2 separate regions of the Homo sapiens genome follow, and region 2 is linked to region 1. The links are chromatin contacts, found by Hi-C or POLR2A ChIA-PET in ENCODE. All regions are on one chromosome and are shown on one strand. The core of a region is the stretch at or near the end of the contact, and the rest is flanking DNA. Distances in the headings are between cores, read along the strand shown.

What was found. A loop is a pair of places that touch in the nucleus more often than their neighbours do. ChIA-PET counts read pairs that join two places held with the same protein, here RNA polymerase II (POLR2A). Pooled maps may share reads with other maps.
Region 2: a map of Right ventricle myocardium inferior shows a loop between it and region 1 (2.1-fold over the local background). The contact joins two enhancer-like sites. A Hi-C loop is called at or near these places in 2 of 168 maps with a recorded cell type or tissue (Right ventricle myocardium inferior and cardiac septum), 2 of 37 single-sample maps with no recorded cell type and 6 of 50 pooled maps. POLR2A ChIA-PET finds 5 or more read pairs at or near these places in 3 of 52 experiments (GM12878, Panc1 and SK-N-SH).

Annotation. Positions count from the first base shown.
Region 1 is chr2:134,410,444-134,414,158 of GRCh38, forward strand. It overlaps MGAT5 (alpha-1,6-mannosylglycoprotein 6-beta-N-acetylglucosaminyltransferase), which reads left to right. Exons shown (of 16, transcript NM_002410.5): 12 at 2,426-2,572. Among named protein-coding and RNA genes, the nearest start is that of MGAT5, 160 kb to the left of the region's middle. Within about 2 kb of position 1,673, at least 16 of the 41 ENCODE cell types and tissues checked have a DNase peak (open chromatin) inside an H3K27ac peak, as active enhancers do.
Region 2 is chr2:134,319,532-134,323,025 of GRCh38, forward strand. All of the region lies in intron 4 of MGAT5 (alpha-1,6-mannosylglycoprotein 6-beta-N-acetylglucosaminyltransferase), which reads left to right. It also overlaps the pseudogene EDDM3CP. Among named protein-coding and RNA genes, the nearest start is that of MGAT5, 67 kb to the left of the region's middle. Within about 2 kb of position 1,565, at least 3 of the 41 ENCODE cell types and tissues checked have a DNase peak (open chromatin) inside an H3K27ac peak, as active enhancers do.

The DNA of each region.
Region 1 (3,715 bases), core at 423-2,922:
AACTCATTGCCAGGAAATTATGTTGTATTTGCTTAGGCTTCATTCTAAACATATGAGGCTTTGGGAGAGTTAATAAAGTTTTTATTTTATGTGTACTGAGATATTCTGGTGCCCACAGGGCAGAAGAGATGGTTCATATTGTTGTTCAGATATAATTAAACCTAGGTCACATTCAAGTCCATTAAGCAACAGCCTCAAATCCTTTTAATTAATGGATTCAGATTGATCTAAAGAAGCTAATTAAATTTTTCCCAAGATTTTCTATTTAAATAGACAAACATTGTGCTGCTTGCATTTCCTCCAAAGCTGTTCTTTGAAATTTAGAGTTGATGAAGGTATCCACACTTCATGGCAGGCCCTGATTTTCAGAGGTCAGGAGGCACTGTGGGTTCTCTGACTAAACCTGCAGAAATCCTGATCTGCGTCTTCTGGCACTTTTCTCCTCAGTCAGAAAGATCTGGACTCCCTGTGCTATCTTATGCCCAACCACGGCCTGACAGAGGTCATTTGTTTTCCACTGGAGAGCCGGCACATCCTCTCCAAAGTCTGATAGGAGAGGGCAAATCAGAGATCACAAGTCTGGTAGATAACAACCCTGGATTCTTCATATTCCATAAAGCTGGGATGTCGTGGGACTAGTACATTCCCACTGTTTCCTTCCATTTCATCTGCAGCAGTCAGATCTCCCCCACCCCTGAGCCACATGTCCAGGCCACACCCTATAGTTAGAAGTTCTCTCTGACAATCTCGTTTCTGTTAGCTGTATAATAAGAGTAAGATGCAGAGCAGGAGCTTCCTAATGGTAGTAGAGCTTTCCCTTTATCCTACAGCTTCCAGGCTCCTGGCTACCATGTTTTCCTCACCACCATCACCCCCACCCGTGATCTCTGGTGGTTCTGCTGCCCAAGGGGGAAATGACCCAGCCAGCATTAGGGGCTCTGCTGGCCTCTAAAGCTTCTTTTCTTCCCAGCTCCCTGCCCTGTGGACATCTCTGGCATTGTGATCACGCAGTTTTCAGGAAACGAAAATTTATTCTTTCAAAAAACCAAAAAGATTGAGTACCCTATTCTGTTCAAAACAAAAGTAAATAGGTCCAGAAAACCTGAGATGTTAGTGCTGTGCCCCAGAATTCCTTCAGGAGCTACCTGGTTCTCCAGTATGTCACCCATGGGCTGTGCTCAGGGTTGGCCTGACACATGCAGCCCGGCAGCTTGGGCCTGGCACCCTCCAGCTGAACCTTTCTAAACGATCATTCAATTAGAGCAGCTGCTAAGAGAGGAAAGCTGGTGAGAAGGAGGGGATTGCTGTGAAAAGACCGAGGGAAAAACAGAACCAAGCTTGCAGCTAAATCTAGTTGAGCCATCTCCTTCATTCTCAACACCTGGCCTTGTGGTTGGGTGATGCTCTGTGATGGCAGAAGGTAAGGACGCCCTGGGGCCCAGTTATCTTTTCTCACTTAATGTGCCCCTGGGGGCTGAAACAGAACAGGCTTTTATGTGGGTAGAGAGGACACAGCTTCGTCAAGCCCAGACCTGGACCCTGCCCATCAACAACCTGCAGTGCTCCAGCAGTGTGAAGTACACCCACTGTGATGGTACGTGCCGAGGCATTTCTGTGAGCAGTTATTTCATTTTTGGACCCAGGAAATCAGCACCACTGAACTGCAGCTTGTCCCCTTTGTCATCGTGGCTTCCAGCTGCTGTGGTTGCTCTGAGGACTGAGAGCAAGTTGTTGCTGCCATCTATGGTCTGTCTTGGGGGAAGCACATGGTTTGCCTGCTGGAGAGGGAAGCAGCTGCCTTGCAGATTCAGCAACACAGCACCCTCTCTCCCCTCTGAGGGGAAAATCAACACCAAGATGTTGGTGTCCCCAGTGTAAACCCCATTATGAAAACCTGTGTTTACTGACCTACCATCATTTTAAAGCAGTTCCGTTTGAACTGCAATCAAACCTCCAAGTGACCTTTCTGTCCCTCCGCCCAGCATTCCTGAAAGGGCCTGTTGTTTCTTTGGTTCAATGAAGAAACCTTCTGTGTAGTTAAGCAAGTGTTTTTCCAGTCATGTCTCCTGGTGAGTTACAGAAGGATTATTGTTGGGTCTTGGTGGTGGTGGTGGTTGTTTTTCTTTTAATACTCCATCCTCCCTACCCCGTGGATACCCCTAGACACTTAATTTTTTAGTTCCTTGGTGGAGGAGAGCATAGTGAGTTGAGCAGCTTTGTGGGGACTTTAAAAGTTCGTAGTTTTTCAGATCCTGGTGTAAGCTGAATTCTCTCTGCCCCACCCCCCAGGGCCTGGGAGCCTTCCAAAGTGAGGTGTCCACACGGGAATGGGCCACAGAATCGCCGCCTGCAAGCTAGGAATGCCCGTCCTGCCTGATGGTCCTGCCTGATGTGTTCATACGCTGTGTGGTTTTCTGTCTTACAGTTGTTTGTTGGACTTGGGTTCCCTTACGAGGGCCCAGCTCCCCTGGAAGCTATCGCAAATGGATGTGCTTTTCTGAATCCCAAGTTCAACCCACCCAAAAGCAGCAAAAACACAGACTTTTTCATTGGCAAGCCAACTCTGAGAGAGGTAAGCATCTATCAAAATTATTCCATTTTGAATAATATGAATAATAGCTATTTATTGAGTGCTCATGTAGGTATTAACTTCATCTAACATGATTGGGTGGGAGGGTGAGGGTATAGAGGCTCAGAGAGGCAAATGACCTGATCACATCACCTTGCAAGTTAGGGGCAGGATTTGAATCTACTTCTGCCTTCACCAAGTAAGGGATCTTGACACTCTACCCCCACTCTAGCTTACTGTAAACTCAGACAATCTAGCCTCTGATTATAGCTGAACTCTGGTTTCCTGAATGTTTGAAGTTTAGGGAGTGAGATCAACTGGTTAGCAGATACTTGTGAAGAATCTGCTCCCCATGATGGGCTTTGGAGAATAAAAAGTGGGCTGTGGGAGTTTTCAAAGAGCCATCAGCCTCAGGATACCATATGTATCATGGATAACTGAAGTAATGTGACTGATTTTTTTCACCCACCATCCCAAGAAGTAATCCTACCATTGCTAGAACCATTTGCAGAAGCCTCATTTGAATTGCCTTCAGAGATCCTGTTGAAAATCTGCAGTGTGTGATGAATCACCATTGAGGGTAGTTGGATTTGATTTAGGGCAATAAACAAAAGTCTTTTACAGCTACGTGTGAGTGATCAAGCTGGGTGTTTCTTCATCTGGTCAGAAATAGGTGTGTGCAAGAAACCATAAGATTGATTTTCTGATTATTTCTATGTAGTTAGTAGTAAGTGACTCTGCAGGCAGCTTATGAAGGGAAGTCATAGCAGCATCCTTGTCATTCAGGGCCTTTGGCTGGGGGATTACATTGATTAGCATCCGTCCCATGGCATATCAATGTAGAAGGACAGTTTATAAAACATATATTTTTCAGTTCTACTTTTAAACCCCTTCTGAGTCATTTTCTCTCCCAAATAGTATATAAGATGCATTTTCAATGGTTATTTTTTATTGATCAGTCAGAAACCTTGACAATTTATAGAACTGATTACTTTGAGAGTTATTTTTCTCTGACCCTTCCTGTCATTGGTGAAATAGCCAAAGGAGATAGAAGTTCAATAAGATCTATGTTTATCTATAAAAGGTTAATCCGTGGCCCAGATAACCTTTGACAAGGGTTGTGCACACACTTGTGTGTGTGTGTGT
Region 2 (3,494 bases), core at 315-2,814, 91 kb before region 1:
TAGGGAAAGTTATGGTATCAGTTGCACAGTGGGAGTGATGGGACAATGGACATAGGCAGGGGCTACCACTTGGGAAGTATGGAATACTCTACCAAAACCTGGGAATGTGGGTAGACCTTCTGGTTGCTGATAGGCTTTATCTTCAGGTCCTCTATGCCATCAACATACTCATCCATGCTGTGGTGGAATTCAATGTAGCTGAAGCTCCTGCTCTCTGTGTAGCTATTTTTGGAATTCTCCCAGTGACACTTGAGTACATTGGGTGCATTCTGGGTCCGTACATATGCATGTCTATAGCAGTCATCCCAGTTGTCATTAGCATGTGTATGCTCAATTTGGTAACCTGAGATTTAGATGAACATGTGAGAGCTCTTATCTTTTAGAGCACTTCTTTTTCTCTCATGAGGACATCACATCTGTACTCTTGAACGTGGGTAGTGATGTTTTATGAGTTCCCACCAGTAGATGTTCTTCCTGTGTACAAGCAGCCTGCATAGGATCAAAGCAGGGCCAAGAGCAGGCTCCAGATCTTTAGAGAGGTTGCCATCTCAGTCACCAGAGCCACCCTATTCAGATTCAGTGTTTGAGTCACTGCTTGTAGAGGGATCAGTGTGTGGATCTGAATAGCAGAGTCTATGTCCTCCTCCTCCTTTTAAAGACCAGGAAGCATTTACTGGTTTATTATAACAGAAACAACTCAGAAACAGCCAGAGGGAAGAGATGCGTAAGGCTAGGTTTGGGAGGGAAGTAACTAAAAGATAGTTACATTTACGTTCCTTTTTTCCCTAAATCTGAGCATCATTTTCATTTGTACCCTTGAATTTAAATAGCAGCTTTTGTATTTTTTTTTTTAACGGTTGCAGAGAACTTTATGGGCCACTTGAATTTTTTACAGACTTTAAGGATATCCATTTCACCTAGAACCTCTTGGGAATCAAAACCGGCTGGCTTCCCCTTTATGGACTGGGGGAGGAAGGGGTTGGAGCAGAGTAGGCAGCTTTGGGGTCTTGTGAAACAGGTTCTGGCCAATTCTGAGGTCATGCCTCCACAGACCCTCTGCTGCCCTTTCTTTTTATTCTGTCCCCCGTTTTTGTTTGCTGTTGCTGTTGTTATTTGACCAATAATAACAGCTGGTGATGCCATGCAGGAAGGAGAACACCTTCATTTTTGAGGCTAAATAAAATATTCTTGCCATAGTTTTCCTTTTGTGGGATTCAGATGCCTCTCTTTTCTTTGCCATAGGGTGATGGGGATAGAGGCCAAACAGTATTGCTAATAGGGCATGTGGCCCTGATTCTGTGGGGTTTGCCCCTCTCTCAGACTATTACTTCTTTTGCCTGGGTGCATTCAAGTTACACTTTTTGGGGGTTCCAACCGGGCTCCATGATTTTTTGGGGGAAGGGGGACAAGGTTGTTCCATTGCCATCATGAAAACCCCAGAGCTAACGATAGTTAAAATACCTCTTGGAAATGAACAGCTCTGAGAGTTGGGTGTGTGAGGCTCCTCATTAGCAGGCTGCTGGCAAATTGACTTGATAGCATTTATATGAGTTTCTGGCTTCCGGCTTGGGTGGCTTGTGGCCTGCCTTCTCATTTCCTTCTCCAGAGGAGTAAAGCCTGGGGCCATGCGTGAACCTTCACTCTAGTTGAAAAGTCAATTAGAAGTACCTCTCCTGCCCTGAGGAAAAGGTTCCTCATTTAGTTTAATTTTCAAAAGTTTTATTCCCCTTTCTACTTGAAAGAATTTAGCCAGAGTCTGACCAAGCTCCATGATTGACAAGCTGGGCTAATTTCATGCCTTCCTAAGCCTTTGCATGTTGGGGTATGCTGCTGAGGCAGAGGATTTTACATTCCCATACTTACATCTCCTTGGAAGGCATGGAGAGTGATCCAAATGGAAGAGACTGCAGTTATTTGTGACTTCTTTCCCTCCCTTTGTCACACTTCACCCCTGCTCCCAGTGAAGTATATGGCTAAGCTGAGAGAAAAGTGAGGTTCTGGGGAAGGGAAGTAGAGAGGAATACGGGATGAAGAGACATGATGGATCACATATCACTTGCTATCTGAGGCTGAGTATTTCATTTTGGAACGAGCAACTACGTTTTCTCTTCCTGAGGTGTGAAATACGCTTCATTAGCTCATACCACTCTCTTCTTATGCAGATATCGGGTGGTCTTTTTGTTGCTTGGCTGAATTCTGTTCAGTGAGCAGTTATTGAATTCATTGTCAACAATTAATGAAAACACATTTTCTTGACACCACGTTATGTGTTAATCATTGTAAAAGCAACAGGAAGAAAGGATGCAGGTAACTGAACCAGGAGAATGGGTGGAGATAACTAGGGACCCCTTCTTACAAGTTTTAATCTGAATATAACCCTGAACCTCAGGGCTTTTCTATGTTATCATAGCATTGTAATAAGTACCCTGTGAGAGTTGAAGGAGAATGTCACCAATATGGTCCCTTCAATAGGAATAATATCTTAGAGTCACACCTGACATCAGCTTCTGTTTCTGCTGCTTTCTCAGCTCTATGAGGTCACTTAACCTTTTGTGCCTAGGATTCTTCCTTTATGAAATAATAGGAATGTACTTAGAGTACAACCCGGCAGATAAAAGACACTCAATAAGCATAACTGACACTTCCGTGGTTTTAAATGTTGTGATCTTTTTGGAATAGTTGTGGGGTGTCACTTTGCCTTGGACATTATATGTGGGAACATTGTTCCATTTTAGAATTAGAATCAATTTCTGGTTCTCATTTACCAGTGTAATGCAATTTTAGATCCTTTGACTTCTGGTAATATAGAAATTCAGCTGTTTCCCTTAATGCCTATTTTTAAATTGACAACGTTTGTATGTATTCATGGTATACAACTTGGTGTTTTGATATGGGTCTGCATTGTGGAATGGCTAAATCAAGCTAATTAACATGTGCATTACTTCACATACATATTTATTTGTGGTGAGAGTATTTTCCCTTGATTGGTCATTTCTGGACATGATACTTGGGTTTGCACTGGAATTAGCTGCACGTATGGACCCAGTGCACCCTACCATTGTTAATGTGAGATTAGTAGAGATGTTTTGTAAAACCGATTAATTCCTTTTTAGTATTTTTAAAATCCTGGACAATATCTGTGGCTTTGTAGGAGCTGTTGGTTCACTTGTGTGGTTTTATTCTTTCCTGCTGTCTTGAAACTTTCCTTATTCTGTTATTTAAGTTAACTCTGAAACCTGCGTTTTTATTTCCTGTATCATCTAGGTTTCTCTTGCAACTGGGGAGATGATTGAGAGAGACATCTTCATTTGAGTTGTTAATGTGATCAACACATGCACCAGTGACTTTTATTCTATTCCTAATCCTTATTGAAAGAGCCAGTTCTTGTTTTGATCTATGTTTAACATCAGAGCTTTAACAGATGCCAAAAGGACATGAAGTAAAATGTCTCTTGTATAGTCAGTCACTAGTGGAATTGGAGCATTTAGATTCAG